2 separate regions of the Mus musculus genome follow, and region 1 is linked to region 2. A link is a loop called in an ENCODE intact Hi-C map of the cell type or tissue named here. Cell type or tissue: heart. All regions are shown on one strand. Links, peaks and the distances in the headings refer to the core of each region. The heading gives the core; the rest is flanking DNA.

What was found. A loop is a pair of places that touch in the nucleus more often than their neighbours do. Peaks named below come from ENCODE experiments on the same cell type or tissue, not always from the same donor. Only the 100,000 strongest peaks of a DNase experiment are listed, where the experiment ranks them.
Region 1: it touches region 2 in a loop (7-fold over the local background); 5 of 42 quality-filtered maps call a loop at or near these places.

The regions. Positions count from the first base shown.
Region 1 is chr4:116,622,370-116,634,057 of GRCm38, forward strand. Nasp (nuclear autoantigenic sperm protein (histone-binding)) reads right to left here and starts at 5,582. Exons shown (of 16, transcript NM_016777.3): 1 at 5,521-5,582; 2 at 4,963-5,060; 3 at 398-445. The coding sequence starts at 5,021. In heart, for the core only: a CTCF peak has its summit at 4,743; DNase peaks (open chromatin) are centred at 4,592, 5,142 and 5,642; H3K4me3 peaks cover 3,240 bases; H3K27ac peaks cover 2,708 bases.
Region 2 is chr4:116,681,453-116,693,140 of GRCm38, forward strand. It overlaps Prdx1 (peroxiredoxin 1), which reads left to right and starts at 4,147. Exons shown (of 6, transcript NM_011034.4): 1 at 4,147-4,208; 2 at 5,955-6,071; 3 at 10,324-10,477; 4 at 11,431-11,553. The coding sequence starts at 5,966. AV051173 (expressed sequence AV051173) reads right to left here and starts at 4,570. Exons shown (of 3, transcript NR_040442.1): 1 at 4,485-4,570; 2 at 4,193-4,386; 3 at 3,510-3,856. In heart, for the core only: a CTCF peak has its summit at 4,427; a DNase peak (open chromatin) is centred at 4,059; H3K4me3 peaks cover 2,349 bases; H3K27ac peaks cover 2,677 bases.

The sequences.
Region 1 (11,688 bases), core at 1,248-9,247, 59 kb before region 2:
AAATTAAAGGTGCAAATTTTCTTTATAAAAGTGATCTAAATGGCGGGGCAGTGGTGGTACACACCTTTCATCCCAGCACTTGGGAGGCAGAGGCAGACACATTTCTGAGTTTGAGGCCAGCCTGGTCTACAGAGGGAGTTCCAGGACAGCCAGGGCTACACAGAGAAACCCTGTCTTGGGGAAAAAAAAAAAAAAAAAAGCTAAATGAATCCCTGAACAGGTTTTGCTGACCCTAGAGACATCTAAGAAAAGGAGAGGAGCAGAAGATACAATTTCAGAGATACTACTCTGTGTAAAGCCTTCAGATTTTATCCCCAGTGAGCAGATATAAACTGTTTCAGATATGTTTCAGTGAGCAGATATAAACTGTTTACATAATTGTATCATATAATCTTACCTCTCCATTTTATCTGCCGAGGTAGAAGGAGCAGGAGCATCTTCAATTCTATAATCAATAAAAAAGAAAAAAATACAATGGAAGCTCTTTTTAGCTTGGATATTAAGTAGTATCAGAAAAACATAAACACATAAGAAATTTTCATATTTTAAACAACACACATCTTGAAGGACTGGTGGTATATGCTTTAATCCAAGTACTCTAGGATAAAGGCAGGTGGATTTCTGAGTTCGAGACCAGCCTGGTCTACAAAGTGAGTTCCAGGACAGCCAGGACTACACAGAGAAACCCTGTCTAAAACAAAACAAAACAAACAAACAAAAAAATATAAAAATATTGCCGGGCAGTGGTGGCTTACGCCTTTAGTCCCAGCACTTGGGAGTCGCAGAGGCAGGTGAATTTCTGAGTTTGAGGACAACCTGGTCTACAGAGTGAGTTCCAGGACAGCCTGGGATACACAGGAAAAAAAGAAAAGTAAAAATACTAAAGGCACATATGTAATTCACACTGACGTAGAACTGAATAAGAACAGTATGGATAATATACTTTGAGGCCTACGTGGGGACACAATGAAACACCCCAATTAGGGGTTAGAGAGATTTATCAGTGGTTAAGAGCACTGGCTGTTCTTATAAAGGAACTAGTCTGGGTTCCCAATTCCAATATGGTGTCTGACGACCTTGCAAAATTCCAGATCCAGAGGTTCAGAAAGCCTCTATTTTCCACAAGAATTGTATGTACACTGTGCTCAACATACATACAGCCAAAATCCATACATGTAAAAAAAAAAAAACCTTTAAAGAAAGCCAGGCATAGCTGGGCAGTGGTGGCATTTGTCTTTAATCCCAGCCCTTGGAAAGCAGAGGCAGGCTAGGCAATCATGGTCTACAGAGCTATAGTTCTAGGAGAGCCTGAGCTATACAGAGAAATCCTGCTTCAAAAAAACAAAGGAGGGGGCTGGTGAGATGGCTCAGTGGGTAAGAGCACCCGACTGCTCTTCCGAAGGTCAGAAGTTCAAATCCCAGCAACCACATGGTGGCTCACAACCATCCGTAACGAGATCTGACGCCCTCTTCTGGAGTGTCTGAAGACAGCTACAGTGTACTTACATATAATAAATAAATAAATAAAATCTTAAAAAAAAAAAAAAAAAAAAAAAACAAAGGAGTGAGAATATCAAGTGATTCTAATAGGAAACTAACCAATACAATGAGGAAATAGCTAAAAAGAAATAATAAAGAGGACTGGAGAGATGGCTCAACAGTTAAAGAGCACTGGAGGCTCTTCAAGAGGTCCTGAGTTCAATTCCCAGCAACTACATGGTGGCTAACAACCATCTGTATGTAATAGGATCCAACGTCTACTTCTTGTGTTACTGTGGCAAGTGACTGTCTACTCATATACATAAAATAAATAAATCTTTTAAAAAATGATAAAGAAAAATCCTTGTGTAGTGTGGGGTTTTTAATTGGTTAATATTCACAATGTGGGGAAAGCATGGTACATACTGTATAGTCTAAATTACCCAAGTGTGTGTATGCTTGCAGGATCTAGAATGACACATTGACCTGAACTGCTTGTGACTGGGTAACTTTGTTCTTGCTTTCTTGTGTTTTGTTTCCTGTAATGCATATACTAAAAAAATAAAGCTTCTTTAAAGAAAAAACAATAAAGAAATGTTTAATGATTTTTTAAAGACTTTTTTTTCATTGTGTGCTATGATGTGAGAAGGGGAACAATGTGCATGTATACCAGAGTACACATAGGGAAAACACTTTAGCCATCTCTGGCTACCCCTCATAATATTGTAAATCCAACCATTTTGTAGTGTTTAAATAGAAAATACAGCTGTCATATGAAAAAAAAAAAAAAACTAAGAGACTAAGAATGCAGCAGCCAATAAACAGCCCTGGCTGTCTTGGAACTCAACCGTAGACCAGGCTGACCTTGAACTCAGAGATCCACCTGCCTCTGCCTCTTCAGTGTTGGGATTAAAGCCATGTGGCCACCACTGCCAGGCAAGACATAAAATTCAAATTGAACAGCAAGAGGCTGGTATAGGCATTTGCTATGCTAGAAAGATGGCTAAGGTGTTAAAGAGCACATGTGGGTTCAGTTTCCAACATCCACATGGTGGCTAATAACAACCAGTAACTCCAACTCCAGTAGATCCAACATCCTCTAATAGCTTCACATGGCATACACTCACAGACACACACATAAAAGAAAAACCCAGCCGGGTGTGGTGGAGTACACCTTTAATCCCAGAACTCGGGAGGCAGAGGCAGGCGGATTTCTGAGTTTCGACACCAGCCTGGTCTACAAAGTGAGTTCCAGGACAGCCAGGTCTATACAGAGAAACCCTGTCTCAAAACAACAACAAAAAGTAGGCATGTAATTTTCTGTAAATACCCATTCAGGAAGGAAGCTGGTAATTACTTCACCAACAGCCAAAGTGTAACTGAACACAAATGAATACATGAAAATCTCTGTAAAGTTTGTTTATACAGTAATTTAAAAAAAAAAAAAAAAAGCTGGGAACTGGCAAGCTGGCTCAGTGGGTAAGAGCACTGACTGCTCTTCTGAAGGTCCTGAGTTCAAATCCCAGTAACCATGTGGTGGCTCACAACCATCTGTAATGAGATCTATCTCCCTCTTCTGATGGTCTGAAGTCAGCTACAGTGTCTATGTATAATAATAAATCTTTGGGCCAGAGCAAGCAGGGGCTGAGGGAGTGGAGTTGACCAGAGCGAGCAGAAATCCTAAAAATTCAATTCCCAACAACCATGTGAAGGCTCACAACCATCTGTATAGCTATATTGTACATATAGCTTACAGATAGCTTATGTACTTTCAGACATAAAATAAATAAATCTTAGAGCAGCTGGCCAGGCAGAGGTGGGGCACACCTTTAATCCCAGCACTTGGGAGGCAGAGGCAGGAGGATTTCTGAGTTTGAGGCCAGCATGGTCCACACAATGAGTTCTAGGACAGCCAGGGCTACACAGAGAAACCCTGTCTCTAAAAAAAAACAAAAACAAAAACAAAAAAAGGCTGAAGGTTGTGGTATACTCCTTTAATCCCAGCACTTGGGAGGCCAAGGCAGCCAGGACTACACAGAAAAACAAAAAACACAGTTTGGAAATCTGAGGAGATGCTAGGCATTCCCAAACTGTAAAGTACTGGAAGGAAAGGGATCCCCAACGTAATACAAGCAGCTGTTCAGAAAGCACCAGAAATGGAGTTTCTACCGAATTCCTAAACTTAATCTACTCTGGCCCTAAAAATATCAATGAAGAGGACCTAGGAAAGTGGAATCTGAGGGTAAAACTGCACTTTCCCAAATGGTTGAGTGGTTAGAGACCCACTGATTTTCAAGAACCCACTAGGAAAGGAACCAAAAGGTGATAGGGTAAACTGTACGGAGTGAAACGTCATCTAAAACATAAACCTATAGAAAAACCAATCAAATATCTCACAGACACCTTTACTTTTACCCAAGGCAAAACTTGGTTAAAAAAAAAAAAAATGCTCAAGGGACAGAAAAAAATAGAATCCAGGACCTAAAAAAGGCAAGGTAAACTGGAAAATCGAACCTGTATGGAAAATAACTTCTTTCCTCGAACTGATGAATGCTTCTGTGCATATGGGAGAGATCAAGTTAGATTAGCACTTTAAAGCTCTCAAATCAAGCATTCCTCCTTTGGGGTCCTTTCGCTTAGCAAACTCATCTAGCAAGTAAACACTAGACTGATAGCTACATACAGCCTTTACCGAAGACACTACGCAAGTAAAGTGTCCCTTGAAGCAACAAAATCCCCGTCCCACATACCGAAAACCTAACGAATCAAGACACTTCTCCGCAAAGGTTAAGAGTTACAAAGCTTCAGTCCCGTAGCCACCCTCAAGATTACTGTAAACCTGGTAGTGAGTATATAATAAAATTCATTGCGCCCCACCGACCCGGCAAAAGCAGCATCCACTCCAAACAATGGAGTTTTCCCGCCTCCTACAGGCCCCGCCCACTCCTAAGAGCCAAAACTACGACGATCAGCGTGCAAAGCCCCGCCCTCTGAGAGGCCCCACCCACCCGCGTCCCCTGTTCCAAGCCTCCATCCTCGTGTGGGTTTTTTTTTTTTTTTTTTTTTTTTGGCGCCAAATCTGTTGGCCAATTTCTCGGTACGTCTACAGACTCTCTACAGAGACGCACCCTAGGAGTGCGCGATCAGGAGGGGCTCAAGGACCGACTGGAGCCGGGCCCCGCCTACCTACCGGCAACCTCGGGCAAGGGGTGGAAAAAAGGGGCCGGCGATGGAGCCAGCCACCGCTGCCCCCGGCAAGATGGCGGCCGTGAAAAGCCGGGCAGGGGGCGCCAGCCACCCGCCGTTACCGCTGGCGCGCCAGCTCTTCGCAAGTAGGGCTTCTCCACAGAGCAACCCTCTCCGCACGGCCGCCGTTGTTCCGGGGAAGGCAGCTGTCCCACCCACCAGCCCGTCCCGCCCGGGAAGCCAAGTCCCCGGACTCTCCCTGAGGACTGGCCTCAAGCTCGCCACAGTCCCGCTTACTTGTCAGCGGAAACCAGCTCCGCGGCGATGGCAGCAGCGGCTGTAGACTCTGTGGCCATCGTTCCCCTGAGGTGGTGGGCCAGTGGGCAGAACACTGCCTGCGAAGAAAACCAGAGAATTCCGGACAGCAGAGACTCACTCAGGTAGAGAAAATGGCAGATTGGAGACCCCGCGCGGTTGAGGCCCTCTTATATACCAGGTCCCTTGTCCCGCCCATCCACTTCCGGATCCTCCCCCCTCGGATTTAAAGGACTAGGACTCAACACCTTTCTGTCACAAGGACACAGCCCTGTATCCCTTCCCGTTTGGGTATCTTCCCGCCCTAGCCCGTTTTTCCTTAAAAAAAGAAAAAAAGAAAAAGAAAGTAAGATAGAAAGGAAAAAGAAAACAAAAATCAAACAATTTCCTGCTTCTGTGGCTAGTCGTGATAGAAGCAAAATCTCAGTACTACAACTTCTGAATGGGAGCCAGCCTAGAGATTCCACAATTAAGTGGAGCCAGTGAGTCTCTGCGACTGTGGAAAAAGTAGTCCCGAAGGTGTCTTTCTGACGGGGATACCCGAGAAGGTGACAGGTATTCCCTATGTCCTCTCAGTCTTAACGGATGGAAACGCAAGAGCTGAGCACGAGTACAGCAGCAACGGCTAGAACTGACCAGACAGACGCGTGGCTCTGGGCCTCAGCAACTACTGACGAAACAAGATGCTGCTCTAGGATTGGCTACAGATAAAACTATCGCGCTTGATTCAAAACTCTTAGAGGGGCAAAGGGATGCGGGTGTTTAGATCCACCGCCTTTGACTGATCCAATCCGTTGCTGCCATCATCTTACTTTACCCACGTCCAAGTTGTTAAGTTAAATCCTGTACTTAAAACACTTTAAATATTTTAGCTGTCTCTCTTTTTTTTTCTTTCATATATATTAGGTAGGGACTTACAGTCTATCCCTGGCTAGCCTGAAACTTGCTATTTAGACCCACTGATCTCTAACCCACAGACATCTGCCTGCCTGTGATTGCGAGGGCTGGGATTACAGGTGAGCAGCACCACACACGCCTTCTTTTACAACCTTTTGTAACTCCAGTTCAAGGGCATTCAATCAATGCCTTCCTGTGACCACCAGAGCCACTAGGCACACACATGGTACACATTTATGTATGCAGATACACTCATACACATTAAATAAAAGTAAATGTGGCTGGAAAATTCGCTAGGAGGTTAGGAGCACTTGTTATTCTTGCAAAGGATCCTGTTTCAATTCCCAGCACCCACAAGGCGCCTCACCACTTCGTTAAGCTCCAGGCATGCATATGGTGCACAGACATGGATGTAGGTAAAGCATTTATTCACACAAAATGAAAAAAAAAAAAAAGAACTAAAAATGGATAAATAGAAATAAGTGGGTTCCTTTAAAAAATAACTTGGGGGGGGCTGGTGAGATGGCTCAGTGGGTAAGAGCACCCGACTGCTCTTCCAAAGGTCTGAAGTTCAAATCCCAGCAACCACATGGTGGCTCACAACCATCTGTAACAAGATCTGACGCCCTCTTCTGGAGTGTCTGAAGACAGCTACAGTGTACTTACATATAATAAATAAATAAATCTTAAAAAAAAAATAACTTGGGTATGATGGCACACACCTTTATAATTTATTTAGTTGTATTTCATGTACATTGGTATCTTGTCTGCATGTATGTCTGTGTAAGGGTGTCTGAACCCTTGGAACAAGAACTACAGATAGTTTGTTCCTCTCCAAGAATAGCCAGTGCTCTTTAACCGGTGAGCCATCTCTCCAGTCCTAGCACACACCTTTAATCTCAGCACTCAGGAGGCAGACTGGTCTCCCTGGATTTGAACCCAGAATGTTTTACAGAGCTAGTTCTAAGACAGCACACCTGTTTCAGCACTCCAAAGGCAGAAGCTGTTGAGGCAACCTAATCTATGTAAGGAATTCCAACACAGCCAAGGCTTCATAGTGAGATCTTGTTTCCAAAAAAAAAAAAAAATTTTGTCCGGCAGTGGTGGCACATGCCTTTAGTCCCAGCACTTGGGAGTTCGAAGCCAGCCTGGTCTACAGAGTGAGTTCCAGGACAGCCAGGGCCACACAGAGAAACCCCTGTCTCAGAAAAACAAAACAAAACAACAACAACAAAAAAAAACCCACAAACTTTGATCTTTTAAATTATGTATACAAATATAGATTTGTGATTGTGAGTTGAAATAGAGGTAAGAGAAATTGATTCCCCTAGAGCTGGGATTACAGGTAGTTGTGAACCTTTAGATATAAGTGCTAGGAACCAAACTCCAGTCCTTCGGAAGTTACAAGTGTTCTTAACTGATGACCCACCTTTCCAGCAACTGGTGTTACATGTTTTAGTTAACTGCCAGATCTTTAATTTTCCTTTGAGATTTGTTTGTTTGTTAATGTTAAATAGGATGAGATATTTGAGTCACGAATTTAACAAAAAATTAAGGCAGGGCAGTGGTGGCACATGCCTTTAGTCCTAGTATTTGGGAGACAGGAGGATCATTGAGTTCAAGGCCAGCCTAGTCTAAAGAGCAAGTTCCTGGGGGCTGGTGAGATGGCTCAGTGGCTAAGAGCACCCGACTGCTCCTCCGAAGGTCCGGAGTTCAAATCCCAGCAACCACATGGTGGCTCACAACCATCCGTAAGGAGATCTGACTCCCTCTTCTGGAGTGTTTGAAGACAGCTACAGTGTACTTACATATAATTAATTAATAAATAAATAAATAAATAAATAAATAAAAAAGAGCAAGTTCCCAGGACAGCTAGGGCTACACAGAGAAATGCTGTCCAAAAAAAAAAAAAAAAAAAAACCCAACAACATTTAATTGACTTTTTAAAAAAAAATATTTATTTATTTTATGTATATGAGTACACTGTAATTGTCTTCAGCCACACCAGAAGAGGGCATAAGATCCCATTACAGGGCTGGTGAGATGGCTCAGTGGGTAAGAGCACCCAACTGCTCTTCCGAAGGTCTGGAGTTCAAATCCCAGCAACCACATGGTGACTCACAACCATCTGTAACAAGATCTGACGCCCTCTTCTGGAGTGTCTGAAGACAGCTACAGTGTACTTACATATAATAAATAAATAAATCTTAAAAAAAAAAAAAAAGATCCCATTACAGACCAGGACAGAGGACCTGAATTTAATCCCTTGATCCCATGAAATGTCAAGGGAGAACAGCCAAGAATTGTCCTCTGACTTCCATACCATTTTACCACTGAGCTCCATCTCTGCCCTGACTTGCTTTGTTTTAATTCCTTAATACAAGAGGAAGCTGTAGAATCATTTAGAACCACAAGCTAGGAATAAGGGAATAGCTCAATGGTAGAATACTTGTATTGTTTGCTCAGAACTTGGGTTTAATGCCCCGCACCACAAAGAAAAACAAAGCAACCCAGGTATAGTTACAGAAATGAATTGGAGGAGTAAAAAGAGGGTAGAGAAAGACATAGGAGCCCAAGCTGTTCTAGACTCAGGAATCTTCCTCCTTGGCTTTCCAAGCAGTGGGTATCCAACATGCCTGGTTTAAGATTGGTTCCTTGTCATACTGGAACCTTTAATCCCAGCACTCAGGTGGCTAGGCAGGGGGAGTCTAAACTCAAGGCCAGGGTGGTCTACATAGTGAGATCTGGGTTAGCCAAGGATATATAGTGAGGCTATCAAGGGAGAGGGGGAGGGGAAGGGAGAGAGGATTCCTTCCTCTTTCCTAGCCAATAGAATTCCTTTTCAAGCCGCTTTACTTGTTTCCTAGGTTGTGTCAGGGTTTAGATATAAAATGTCCCTGTGCTGAGTAGCTCTACGTCAGACTGACACAAGCGAGAGTGAATTTCTGGTTTCTCTGAAAAAACCAGTTGTGTCATGTGACGTTTTTCTAGAGTTGTCCTGTGAGAGGATGTTTTGCTGAAGCAGACATGTGAATGGCATGTGATGTTTTGATGGAGCAGATGCTTCAGAGTGCACGTGATGTTTGGAAAGGGCCTAAGTAGAACCCCACCAACAGTGGAAGGACCGCTTGCATTGCTAGGCCTTCCATGGCCATGCAATGCTTAGATGGTCTTCACTGGTCTTCACTTCGTAGAGAGAAATGCGCTAAAGAACTCATGGGATTTCGGCTGGTTCTTGCTGCTTCCACTAACTCAGGCAGACTCAGAAGCCTTGTGATTTCTGCTGGATCGAGCTCCAGCTTCTAATCTGCATTTGGTGTTTGCTATTGCACTGAAGTGCTGGTATCCTGACAAGAGTGGAATCACCCTAAAGAACTACTATTAAACAGGTCCACAATCCCCTTTTCCTATAAACCTCCTTTTCACCTAACTCTGGTTGGTGGGCTAGAGGGGAGGTTGCAGTGTTCAAGAACCCTAAATGAAGTAGATTTAGAAAAATCTAAGCCCACACTAAAGTCATGGGGAAGGAAGACTCTTGATTTAAAAAAAAAAATGCTCCTATAAGATTTGCCTATAGGTTAGCCAGGCCTGGTGGCACCTTTAATCCCAGCACTTGGGAGGCAGAGGCAGGCAGATTTCTGAGTTCGAGGCAAGCCTGGTCTACAGAGTGAGTTTCAGGACAGCCAGGGCTACACAGAGAAACCCTGTCTTGAAAACAAACAAACAAACAAACAAACAAAAAGAATTGCCTATAGGCAAGCTTGTAGGACATTTTGTTGATTACTAATCGATATTGGTACAGCCCAGTGTGAATGATATAACTCCTCGGTAGGTCGTCCTAGCCTGTATAAGAAAGGCTGAGCAAGCCATGAAGAGAAGCTAGTAGTAAGCCTTGTTCCTCCCTGGCCTCTGGGTCATTTCCTGCTTCTAGGTTTCTGTCTTGAATTCTGGCCCAGACTTCCTTCAGCAATGGAGTGTGATCTGAGAGTTGTAAGCATAAATAAACCCCCTCCTTTCAAAGTTGCTTTTGATCATGGTGTTTTATGACAGCAATGGATCCTAAGACAATTTCCAGTCTTCTGTTTGAATACTTGGTTCCTAGTGTTGGTCTTTAGGAAGTAGTGCCTCGTTGAGGAAGTGGGTCACTGGGTGTCTTAGTTAGGGTTTTACTGCTGTGAACAGACACCATGACCAAGGCAAGTCTTATAAAAAAACAACATTTAATTGGGGCTAGCTTACAGGTTCAGAGGTTCAGTCCATTATCATCAAGGTGGGAACATGACAGCATCCAGGCAGGCATGGCACAGGCAGAACTGAGAGTTCTACATCTTCATCCAAAGGCTGCTAGTAGACTTCCAGGCAACTAGGGTGAGGATCTTATGCCCACACCCACAGTGACACACCTACTCCAACCAGGTCACACCTATTCCAACAAGGCCACATCTCCAAATGGTGCCACTCCCTGGCCCAAGAATATACTAATCATCACACTGGGGAAGGACCTTGAGGTTTATAGTAAGTTCCATTTGATGTCTGATTAGCACTTCCTAATCTTTCAGATGTGAGCAAGCTGCCTCACTTTCTCATCACCACACCTGCCACCATGTCTTCCCTGCTACAATGGACTGTGTCCCAAAAATACATCCCTCTGCATTGCTGAACTGTCTGGACCCACCAAATCGAATAATGACACAATGACTTTTTATTAATATAAAAGTTTTAGGCCAGCCGGGCATAGTGGCTTACGCCTTTAATCCCAGCACTCAGGAGGCAGAGGCAGGCGGATTTCTGAGTTCGAGGCCAGCCTGGTCTACAAAGTGAGTTCCAGGACAGCCAGGACTATACAGAGAAACCCTGTCTTGAAAAACCAAAAAAAAAAGTTTTAGGCCTTGGCTTAGGCTTGTTCCCAAGTAGCCCATATAACTTAAATTAACCCGTTTATTCTAATCTATGTTCTGCCAAGAGGCCCACTAACTCTCCTCAGCCCTGACATCTATTTCTTCCTCTGTGTCTGATTGGCAAGTCTCCCATACCTGAATTTGTCCCAGAGTTCCTATCTCTGCTGGATGTCCCACCTATCTTCTACCGATATAGAGCAACTTTTTATTAAACCAATCAAGATGATGGAGATGTTTACAAAACACTGTGACAGGTGATGCTTTATAAAAAAGTCTCCTGTACTCAGGTCTCTGCTGGTGCAGAAGTCAGCATCTGAAGAACACAGAGACAATCTCTACACAGTGCACAAAAAGGTCGCCCTAACACCTTTTTATTTTCATCAGGAATTTGAGCACAGCAGAGTAATCCAGATGGTATGGTGGTTTGAATGAGAATGCCCCCTAAAGACTCATATATTTAAATGTTTAGTTTTTAGGTGGGGGGGGCAGAGTTTGCAAAGGATTTTGGGGTATGGTCTTACAGGATGTGTCACTAGAAGTGGCTGAGTTTTAAAAGTCCAAACCAAGCCTAGCTTCATTGTCTCTGCCTCCAATTTGCAGATAAGATGTAACCTCTCTACTCCTGCTCCAGCTCTCTGCCTGTCTGCTACCATACTCCCACATGCCAATCTTGTACTCACCCTCTAAAACTGTCAGTAAGCCCCCAATCAAAGGCTTTCTTTTATAAGTTGCTTTGGTCATGGTGTCTCTTCACAGCAATAACAGTAACTAAGAGATATGTTCTCCCTGATTCTTCATGTTGCTTTCCTTTTCTATACATCTGGGTTCAACTTTCTTAGGCCAGGCAGAGGCGGCACACAACTTTAACCCCAGCCCCTATGAAGCAGAGGCAGGTGGATCCCTGAGTTTGAGG
Region 2 (11,688 bases), core at 1,215-9,214:
TTTTTAATTTTTTAAAAAGTTATTTTATGCATATGAATGTTTTCTTTGCATATATAACGTGTTTCCATATATATATACATACATACGTATATATGGTCCCATGTGGATATAGCTTATTCTATAGCTTCTGTCTACCTAGCTCGTGGAAGGCTCGTTCAATCTGTAGTATCAAAATAAAAATTAGGGGGCTGGAGAAATGGCTTAGGAGTTAAGAACACTGACTGATCTTCTATCCTGAGTTCAATTCCCAGTCAACCACATGGTGGCTCACAACCATCTGTAATTGGATCTGATGCCCTCTTCTGGTGTGTGTCTGAAGAGAGCAGCGGTGTACTAACATATATAAAATGAATAAATCTTTAAAAGGGGGGGAGGGGATCTGAAGTGATGGCTCAATGGTTAAGAGCAGTGATTGCTCTTCCAGAGGTCCTGAGTTCAAATCCCAGCAACCACATGGTGCCTCACAATCATCTGTAATGGGGGGGGGAGGCAATGTCCTCTTCTAGTGTGTCTGAAGATAGCGACAGTGTACTTATATAAATAATAAATAAGTAAACCTTTTTTAAAAAGGGGGAAGGGTTTACAGTATATATGTGTGTGTGTGTGTATACACACATATGTGTATATATATATATATATACATATATATGTATATATATATTTGTATATATATATACACATATATACGTATATATATATATATATATATATATATATATATATATATACTGTTTATATATATAATTAGAAAAAGTGTGGCCGGGCCAGTGGTGGCGTATGCCTTTAATCCCAGCACTTGGGAGGCAGAGACAGGTGGATTTCTGAATTCAAGGCCAGCCTGGTCTACAAAGTGAGTTCCAGGACAGCCAGGACTATACAGAGAAACCCTGTCTCGAAAAATCAAAAAAAAAAAAAAAAAAAAAAAAAAAAGAAAGAAAGAAAGAAAGAAAGAAAAGAAAAGAAAAGAAAAAGTGTGAAATCTGTCATTATAATCCATAGCAGTAATCTCAGCATTTTGGAGGCTAAGTCACAGGGACTGTCCTGAGTTCAAGCCAGCCTAGGCTATATAGTGAGACTCAGACTTGGTTTACAAAACCAAAGGCTAGGCACAATGGCTCAGCAGGTGAAGGAGCTTGAGGCCAAGCCTGATGACCTGAGTTCCATCCCCAGGAACCACAGGGTGGGAGGAGAAAACTGATGTCTGAAAGCTGTCCTCTGGCCCACCTTGCTCTCACAAGAAAGAAATGAATAATGACAACCATTTACCCTCAGGGTGGGAAGGAAAAAGGAGAAAAAGAAACAATAAGGCTCGAGAGAGGTGCAATGGGTACAAGTGCTGGATGAATATGAAGACTTGGCTTTGGATTCCAGCAACATCGGGAGAGAGGGCTGTAGCTGCATAGCTGGCTATAAAACCTCAGGGCTGTGTGGGTCGAGACAGGAGCATCTCCACCAGCTCTGCTTCATGTTCATGCTTCTTTATAGAGACACAACCAACATCTGCCTCTGGTCTCTGCTCAAGTGTACAGGTACATGACTCTGAGAACACACTTGAATATATATACACATGAGCATACACATTTATATCATGCTCATATACACACACACACACACCAAAAAGTAACTGAACAACAACAACAAAAAACTACTGTTGTCAAGAGAATTGATAAATGCATAAAAGGCCAGATGCTCAGGCAGCATGACATAGCATTTCCCCATTTCTATCCTGGTGCAAGAGCCGTGGGAAGTAGTGGGGTTAACTCCTCCACCAACTGGAAATGAATAATGTGAAATAACCTCATGCTGAGAAGGAAAATGAAAGACACTTCTGTAATAAAGGATGATACATACCCAAAACTTCAGATACTCAGCTAGCATGACATAGCTTTTCCCCCATTTTTTTTATCCTATTATGTTACTAATAAGAGTTAAGAGAAGTCTTGAAAATAAAAGTGTCAGAGGTTTGGCATCACGTGCCTTTAATCCCAGCACTTAGGAGGCAGAAACAGTTGATCTATGAGTTTAAGGCCAGCCTGGTCTAAGGAGTGAGGTCCAGGACAGCAAGCACCATACAGAGAAACCCTGTCTCAAAAAACCACACATGCATGCACACACTCACACACAGTCATTGTTCCTTCTATGTGACCTTACAAAAAATATAATCCTACTAAGACTTGTCTTTTCTTGCCTATACAATAGAATAATTCTAACATCTTTCTTCGGGAGTGGGGATGACAATTTGAGGCAGGGTTTATCTGTGTAGCCCTGGCTGTCCTAGAACTCGTTTTGTAGACCAACCTGGTCTCGAACTCAAGAGATTCCACTTGCCTCTGCCTCTCAAGAGCTAGAATTAAAGGCATGCATCAACAAGTCTGGCTAACTCTAGATCTTAACGTACATAACTAGTGTTTGTTAGCATAATACCTAAATTTGATGTGGTGGTAGGTGTTTTGTTCTGTTTTGTTTTTGAGACAAGTATCTCCTTTATTGTCTTGGCGACTCAGCCTCTCGAGTGATAAGATTATAGCCGTGCACCCGTAAACCTGGTCCATAGTACTTAGTTCTTACTGTGTAATAGAGATGTGAACTATCATTTCTGTTGTAACTTTTTCATCTCCCTCACTTAAAGCTCAGAACTGCTTTCAAGGCTATCTATTCAAACCAGGAAAACCAATTCCACTTAATTGCAGAGAGGATAAGCCTGTAGACTCAGATAAGCATTACTTCCTGGAAAGCTGTCCCTGACCTGAGTTTATTGATTAGTCCCTTTAACAGAGTTACCAGCTTTCATTTGTCCCTTGACTTGACCATTATGCCTAAACCTCTACGGCCTAATAAAATCTTCTAACTGTTGTGTTTCCATGTCTGCCCCATCCTTATAGCATGACTTTCTAGAGGGTAAAGTTTGGATTATATCCATCTCTGGGTTCCTAAATCACACAAAGCATGTGATATGAAATGGGAACTCTGAGCTTTGTATCTATCCGGCTTCCCCTCCCCTCCCCCAAGGTCTCTATGTTGTCCTTGCTGTCCTGGAACTTGCTATGTAGACCAGGATGGACTAAAAAACACAGAGGTTCTCTTGCCTCTACCTTCCCAGTGCTGGCCATCAAGCCTGACCCCTCTTTAACTCTCTTGACTTTTTTTTTTTTTTTTTTTTTGGAGGCAGGATTTCTCTGTGTAGCTCTGGCTTTCCTGGAACTCGCATTGAATTGAGACCAGGCTGGCCTCGAACTCAGAGCTCCATTAGTCTCTGCCTCTAGAGTGCTAAGAAGATGTGCCATCACTGCCTGGCTTGGAACAGTGACTTTTAACTCAGGAAATTGACCACAGAGCCCCAGTTTTTAAAACCACAAATCAGTTTAGTGACAGGCTGAGATTCAGAAAGATTTAAGAATAATGCAAGAAATGGGTGTGAAACAGAAAAGCAGTATCCAGTAATCAGAGACCAATGGAGGCTGCCCTCAGTGGTGAGGGTTAATGAGGACCAGACTAGAACAGGAGTTTTGTTTTTGTTCTTAACGATTTATTTCTTTTCATTTTCTGTGCATTGGTGTTTTGCTTGCATGTATGTGTGAGGGTGTTGGATCCTCTAGAACTGGATCTACACAGTTATGAGCTGCCATGTGGGTGCTGGAAATTGAGGCTGGGTCCTCTGGTAGTGCAGCCAGGGCTTATAACGGCTGAGCCAGCTTTTCCAGCCCTAGAATAGGTTTGTGAGGCTGGGGTGCGACTGAGAAATATTTGGGTGCACAGTTTCCCCTGAACGTGGTTTAATTTTAGACGTGGCCTTCCAAGAGCAGTAAAACAGACCCTTCTTCTAGTTTGGGTCTTGATTGCACAGCACACAGTGGTCCTGGGAATAAAGAGAGGCACGGATTACCCGGGTACCCCGATTAAACGAGGAAATGACTCAAAGGGCAGTGCTTTTCTACCTCTGGGAACAGCATCACTGAAAGTGTGAGCGTTTCCCCCTGGAGACCCCCTCCACTCCAGGCCCATCCAGGGAAAGCGCTGAGTCATCCCCCGTAGGCCGGCCAGGGTGGGGCGGGGCTCAGCCAGGTCCCCCTCTTCCCGCACCCCCGGCCCGTGAGAATCTCGCGAGAACTTTGTAGGCTATAAAAGCAGCTCCCCGCGCGCGCTGTCGGGCGACCTCTTCCTGCGTTCTCACGGCTCTTTCTGTTTGTGAGACCTGTGGCTCGACCCTGGTGAGTGTGCGGGTATCGCCGCTGAGAAACGCGGCTCGCGCCCATCACTGGTTCCTTCTCCCTCTGGCCGGTCCCGGCTCGTCCCGGGCGATCACGGGCTGAAGCGGCAGGGCGAGGCCTGGTCCCGCGAGTGCTGGAGCTCTACTCGCATTCTTCACGTGGCGCTTAGTTCCCGGACCTGTTGGAACCCTGAGGCTAACGTTCAGTTTCCTCCTCTCCCGCTCACCGATAGAGGGCGGAGATGGCTTGGTGGGACGAGTTTGTGCTGGAACTTACCGCGCGCACTGGGCTGTGTCGTTGTGTTTTCTGATGTGCTATAGTGGGTGATGGCGTGAGTGGTAGGAACGTAACCTCCAGCGAGCTTGGGGCGTGACCTTCTCCGGCGTTCTAGTCCGATTCCTACGGAGACTTCTCAGCGGCCGGAAGTCGCTTTTCCGGGATTGGTTGAGTTTGGAAATGCTGGGCCACGTTGCAAAGCAAGTTTGATTAAAAGATGGTTTATGTTAGGGGGCACACCAGATAGGTAGTTGCTATGCTGCAGGTGCAGCATGTCCCTGAAAAAAAACAGTTAAAAGTTTTTTAAAGTTTGCGATGAAAGATGCTTTTTTTCTTGGCGTTTCTTTTGGTTATTGGTATTATGAACCAAGAAATTTGGAACTTGGATTCCAACTTGCACTCATACTGAGAGGCGTAAATTTTCTTTTAGATTGTGGGTTTTTTTTTAATGTGTATGTCTACCTGTGTGGTAAACACCCCCCCCCCCCCGAGCTAGTTACAGGTGGTTGTGAACCCATCCTAAGTGGGTGGAGGAATCTGAACCAGGACTTTTCCGGAAAGGAGCAGTGTAGGCTCTTAAATTGTTGCGCCATCGCTGAAGCTCCTAATGTTGTACATCTTAACAATTTATTTGTCTTGGTGTTGACCTGGGTCGATAGTGCAGAAATCGGTTTCTTAGCAGTACATTGACTCTTTTTGTATTTTTCTTAGAGTATCTTGGAAATAGGTTGGCCTCTAATTTGGCTAGCCTTGAACTCCTGAATCTTAAGCTTCTACTTCCCAAGTGTTGAGATTACACATCCCAAGTTTTTTTCTTTTAAACATTTGTGTGTGTGAACCTTGTAGAAGTCGGCTTTCCATCCTTATGGGCATTCTGGAGATGGAACTACGGTCATCAGATAGCAATTACCTTAACCTGCGTAACCTCCCTCATACAGAAATTGAGACAAGTGTTCCCTCGGTTCAGTATCCTCCTCCCTCAGCATGCAGAGTGCTGGGATGATGCTCCACTGTCCCTGGGTTAAACCTAAAGAACGTTTTAAGACACGGTTACTAAATCTAGGTTGGCCTCAAACAAGTTATGCAGAGAAAACTTAAGCTTAAACAGAACACCTAAAGATCTGAAGCAATAAATGCCAGTGTCCTGGCATTGATGTGCTTGGGATTTTTGTGTCTGTTCCATTTCCTTCCCGTTTCTCCCTAATGAATATGCAGAATAAAATGCCATTGCAAAAACTGGCTTAGAAAGGGTGGGAGAGCTGACCTATTTAGACACACTGTGGAGCTGTTAGCAAGTGAAAACAAAGGCTGATTTTTCAGTCTCAATTTTACCCTGGAGTTGGAGCTTTGGGTTGGGACCCTTAACTGTGAGCCTGTGTTCTGATTGAGCTACAGTTAAGTTCCTAGGTAGGTGAAAGCTGTTGCTTATTTAGAAGAATAGGGTTTACTTTTTTTTGTTGTCTTTTCCAGCTGATAGCAAGATGTCTTCAGGAAATGCAAAAATTGGGTATCCTGCTCCCAACTTCAAAGCTACAGCTGTTATGCCAGATGGACAATTCAAAGATATCAGCCTAAGTGAATACAAAGGTAAGATTAAAGAGGCCACTTCACATGTCTTTAGGTTGAAGTGAAGTCAAGGTTAGGACAGTGATAACAAGGGTAGATATCCTAGGTATGAGTCATTTCTAGAGAAAGTATGCTTTATTATACCTTAACATTTATCTGATTACCTTTTTTAGTGGCATTTATTTATTGGGGGAATTCTTTTTTTTTTTTTTTTAAGTTTTATTTATTTATTATATATAAGTACACTGTAGCTGTCTTCAGACACTCCAGAAGAGGGAGTCAGATCTCGTTACGGATGTAGTTGCTTGCTGGGATTTGAACTCTGGACCTTTGGAAGAGCAGTCGGTGCTCTTAAGGGCTGAGCCATCTCTCTAGCCCTTTCCCTTTTCTTTTTTCACTGTAATTAAAAAAGTTTTCTTTAAGATAGGATCTTTATGTAGTTCTGGCTGTCCTGAAGCTCACTATGTAGATCAGGCTGGCCTTGAACTCAAAGACATCCTCCTGCCTCTACCTCCCTAGTGCTAAGATTAAAGCTTGCACAATCTTGTCCCCCTTTGTTTTGGTCAGTTCTTGCTCGCTCTCATCATTTGTTTATTTGAGCTGTCTTACTATCTATTCCCTTGGCTTTCTAAATATGTAGACCATGGTTGTATCTAACTCCTAGAGATAGATACAACCTGCCTTTGCTTTTCCCTTCCTCTTTTTTTTGTTTTGTTTTTTGAGACAGGGTTTCTCTGTATAGCTCTGGCTGTCCTGGAACTCACTTTGTAGACCAGGCTGGCCTCGAACTCAGAAATCTGCCTGCCTCTGCGTCCCGAGTGCTGGGATTAAAGGCATGTGCCACCACGCTTGGTGTTAAAACATTTTTTAATCTTATGTGTATGGTGGGTTTTTTTCTTTTCCTGAATGTGTGTCTGAGCATCATGTACATATGGTACATGAGGAGGGCATTGGATCCCCTGGGACTGGAATGTAGATGTTTTTGAGCCTCCATATTTCTACTGGGTCCTCTAAAAGAGCAGCCATTATGATTAATTGCCAAGCCAACTTTTCAGTCACCTTCAGCTCATTTTTTTTAAAAAAACTACATTTGGTCTTACAAATCAAGTCTTTGGAGCTGTGGCTTTGCTTTTGCTCAAAGGGAAGACTTGACACTCCAATTACCTTTTGTTTTTACCATAGTTTCATGCAGATACTTGGTAGGTTCTGTTGATGGTTTACCTTCTCTCCTTTTAAAAAATTTAGCTCCTAGCTAGGTGTAGTGAATGGAGTGGTGTAGCAGGTGGATTTCGGGTCAGCTAAAGCTGCATGGTGGGACCCTGTCTGGAAAAAAGAAAAAGAAAAAAGCAAAACAATTCGAGGCCAGCCTGGTCTACAGAGTGAGTTCCAGGGCTATACAGAGGAACCCTGTCTCAGGAAACCGGAAAAAAAAAAAAAAAGGCAAAACAAATCTATCAATTATATCTGATCATTTCTGTTTTTGTTTTGTTTTTTGAGGCAAGGTTTCTTTCTCTATGTAATCTTGACTGTCCTGGAACTTGGTCTGCTTGTGTGCATAGGTGTTGGAACTCCTGAGACTGTACTTACAGATGGTTGTAGATGTTTAGATTTTAACCAGAGTTCTTGGCAAGAGCAGCAATATACCTGTAAATGCTGAGGTATCTCTCTAGTCTGCATTCTTTCTCCCTTGCCTTGCCATCTCAGGGTAATTAGGTCTTTTGAGACCATTGCGACTATAGATTTCTTAGGTACAAGCTGCAAACTCTGGTTTTAAATGTACCTTCTTTAGTGGTATATGAGTTTCTGGAGATAGCTTTTGAGTAAAATATTCAGTTAGATTTCCTGACATCACACTTTGTAGTTGGGATGAGAACAGATGCTGTGGGTTGTATGGAGAAGATCTCACTGGCAAACAGTTTAAATAGTACCTACCTCTTGGGAGGTAGAGGTGACCCTGGCACATGGTCTTGGGAGGAGTGCTTGCTCTCTGCCCTGTAGGGCTTGGTCTGCTGAGGCTTCAAAGTGCTTATTAAGCAAAGCCACAGAGAGATTGCTTAGATGAGTCAAAGACTGCTTGTTTTGACTTTCAGTCATAGTTACCACCTGAAAATAAGTAGGTATTTGAAAACGTTCCAGTAAGTAGTTTAGCCGTTAGGCATGGTGAGAGGCTTCATAGCCTTGAAGATTTGCTTTGGTAATCTCAGTTACTAAAGTAAAATTGGAGCTAGAGGTCCTGTTACCTACCGGTACTTAGCGTTCTTTTGGTTGCAACATTTTTCTTGTCATGTCCTGTTGGACTTGTTAGGAACACAATTGTGATTTATGACATTAAACATAACCCATGAAGCCTGGAAACATTGTTCATTAGGTGAAAGTTTGCTGCACAAGCTTGAGGGGCTTCAAGTTATCTAATCCATGGGACCTACATAAAAAATAGGGTTAATTAGTTGAATTCTATAATATCACTAGTCCTATTCAAGATAGATTCAGACAACTAGTCTGTTAATAACACATCTTAACAGCAGAATCAAGAAACCCTGAATATAACAAGATGGAAGGGGAGAAAATTACTCAGGAGATCACTTAATTATTTCTTGCATCATTGTATAAAGGGTCTGACTTGACTCTTTGTCTTTGTTGTTGGTTTTTGTTTTTGTTTTTGTTTTTTTTTTAGACAGGATTTCTCTGTGTAGCCCTGGCTGTCCTGGAACTCACTCTGTAGACCAGGCTGGCTTTGAACTTAGAAATCCGCCTGCCTCTGCCTCCCAAGTGCTGGGATTAAAAATGTGTGCCAGTACTGCCCGGCTACTTTTTTTTCCCTAAGAGAGAGAGAGTGTGTGTGAGTGTGTGTGAGTGTGTGTGTGTGTGTGTGTGTGTGTGTGTAAATAATGTGTGGGTGTTTTGTCTGCATTACCCATGCATGTCTGTCTGGTGCTGGAAGAAGCCAGAAAAGTGTGTTGGACACTCTGGGTTGAAATTATAGGCAATTGTGAACCATCATGTGGATGCTGGAAATGAAATTTGGGGGTTCTAGAAGAGTAGCCAGATCTTAAAACTGCTGGATGGGGATGGTGAGATGGCTCAACGGGTAAAAGCACCGACTGCTCTTCTGAAGGTCATGATTCAAATCCCAGCAACCATATGGTGGTTCACAACCACCCGTAACAAGATCTGACGCCCTCTTCTGGTGTGTCGGAAGACAGCCACTGTGTATTTACATATAATAAATAAATAAATAAATAAATCTTAAAAAAAAACAAACTGCTGGATGACCTAAGTCTTGATTCTCCTGTTCCCTACCTCCCAAGTCATGGGATTATGATGTTGAGTTTCTATCCCCAACTTTTTTGTTTTATTCGGTTTTTTGAGACAGGGTTTCTCTGTGGCTTTGATTGTTCTGGAACTTGCTCTATAGACCAGGATGACCTTGTACTCAGAGGTTCATCTGCTAGGCATATGTTGCTACCATTCAGAAGTTTTGTTTTTGAGATGGGGTCTCCTTGGAATTTATTAAATAGCCTAGGCTGGTCTTGAACTTGTGATTTTCCTGCTTCTGCCTCCTGAATGCTGGATTTTGGAATGCTGAATTACAGGCAGTGTTTGCTACCCACATCCAGGCTTTTTGCGTGGGTGTGGGTGTGTTTTTGAGGTGGGGGCATTGTTAGAGACTTTCACTATGCATCCTGAAGCTGGCTTGGAGCTCAGTCTTCCTGCTACTGGATCTCACCCTGACTTACCTTTACTTTCTGAGTGTACCAGCACACTTGATGTTCTTTGATGTTCTGGGTTCAGTTTGTAGATCATTTACTAGATGAATTGCATTCTTGCCCCCCTTTTTTTTCAGTGTGAAAAGAACTTGGTGTGTATGCTAATATTAACCTCTCAGAAGATCAAAATTGACTGAATAGTGTTTATTCTATAGTTAGCAAACCAAAGAAGAAACAGTCATTTTAATTTAGGCTTTCTTGGTACAAAGGTTATAAAAGTAGCTGCTAAGAGCTGTCTTTATTAACTATGCTAACATTGATTACCGTGTTGGTGATTAAAATCTTCTACAGGAAAATGTCTGCAAAAGAATCTTTTGGAAATTTCTTGTTTTCATTCAGACAGGGTTTCTAAACCTGGCTGGCCTGGTTCTTACTCTGCGTGGTTCAGGTTGACCTCAACTTACAGCAACTGTCCTGAATGCTGGGACTTTAGGCATGTTATCAGTGCCCCTAGATCAGAAACTCAGCTTCAAAGCTAACTTCTTGATTGCTTTTTCCCCCCACAGGAAAATATGTTGTGTTCTTCTTTTACCCTCTTGACTTTACTTTTGTGTGTCCCACGGAGATCATTGCTTTCAGTGATAGAGCCGATGAATTTAAGAAACTCAACTGCCAAGTGATTGGCGCTTCTGTGGATTCTCACTTCTGTCATCTGGCATGGTAAGTTTTTGGTCTATGTGGTACGTGAAATTTTTTGTTATTTATTTAAGTATATGAGTACTATAGCTGTACAGATGGTTGTGAGTCTTCATGTGGTTGTTGGGAATTGAATTTTAAGACCTCTGCTTGCTCTGGTCAACCCAGCTTGCTCCAGTCAGCCCCGCTCACATCAGCCAGCCCCACTCTCAGTCCATCCAGCCCAAAGACTTATTATACATTAAGTACACAGTAGCTGTCTTCAGATGTGCCAGAAGAGGGCTTCAGATCTCATTATGGGTGGTTGTGAGCCATGTGGTTGCTGGGATTTGAACTCAGAACCTTTGGAAGAGAAGTCAATGCTCTTAACCACTGAGCTATCTCACCCGCCCATTTTTTTGTTTTTAGTCAGGGTAATTTTTAACTCAAGCTGGCTTTTAGCCTCATGAATACCTTGTACCACCAGCTTCATGAGTAGGTAGGATTAAAGGTATACCACAACTTCTGGCAGTGTGTTGTTGATTTCTTGAGCAAATTTAGAGGTTTGACAGTAGACTGAAGTACTGGTTTCTGGACTCCCACTGCCTCTTAGCAGAAGCGAAGTACTTTGAGTTTCTAATATCTAATATGCACTGGTGAGCACACTTAAAGCACATTGACTTTTTTGTTTGTTTGCTTGTTTTTTTTTTGTTTTTTTGGTTTTTCGAGACAGGGTTTCTCTGTATAGCCCTGGCTGTCCTGGAGCTCACTTTGTAGACCAGGCTGGCCTCGAACTCAGAAATCTGCCTGCCTCTGCCTCCCGAGTGCTGGGATTAAAGGCGTGCGCCACCACGCCCAGCTACATTGACTTTTACTATTGGAAAAAGTTGACGTTTTTGGATAAAGTTAGATAAAGAGTTTTTAGAAAGGTGAGGATAGGTCTGGTTTTCTTCACAAAGATTTGAATGGTTGTATTTTAAGACACTCTTTTGCTCTAGGATTAACACACCCAAGAAACAAGGAGGATTGGGACCCATGAACATTCCCTTAATATCAGATCCCAAGCGCACCATTGCTCAGGATTATGGAGTCTTAAAGGCTGATGAAGGTATCTCTTTCAGGTATGTACTTTAAGGGTGGGAGGTGGGAGTTGCTATGAGAACAGTCTTGTTAGCTAAAAGCCATTTATTTGGAAAAGCCAGAACACATCTGAGGAATACCCTTCTTCATGTCTTTTCTTTATTTTAATATAAATG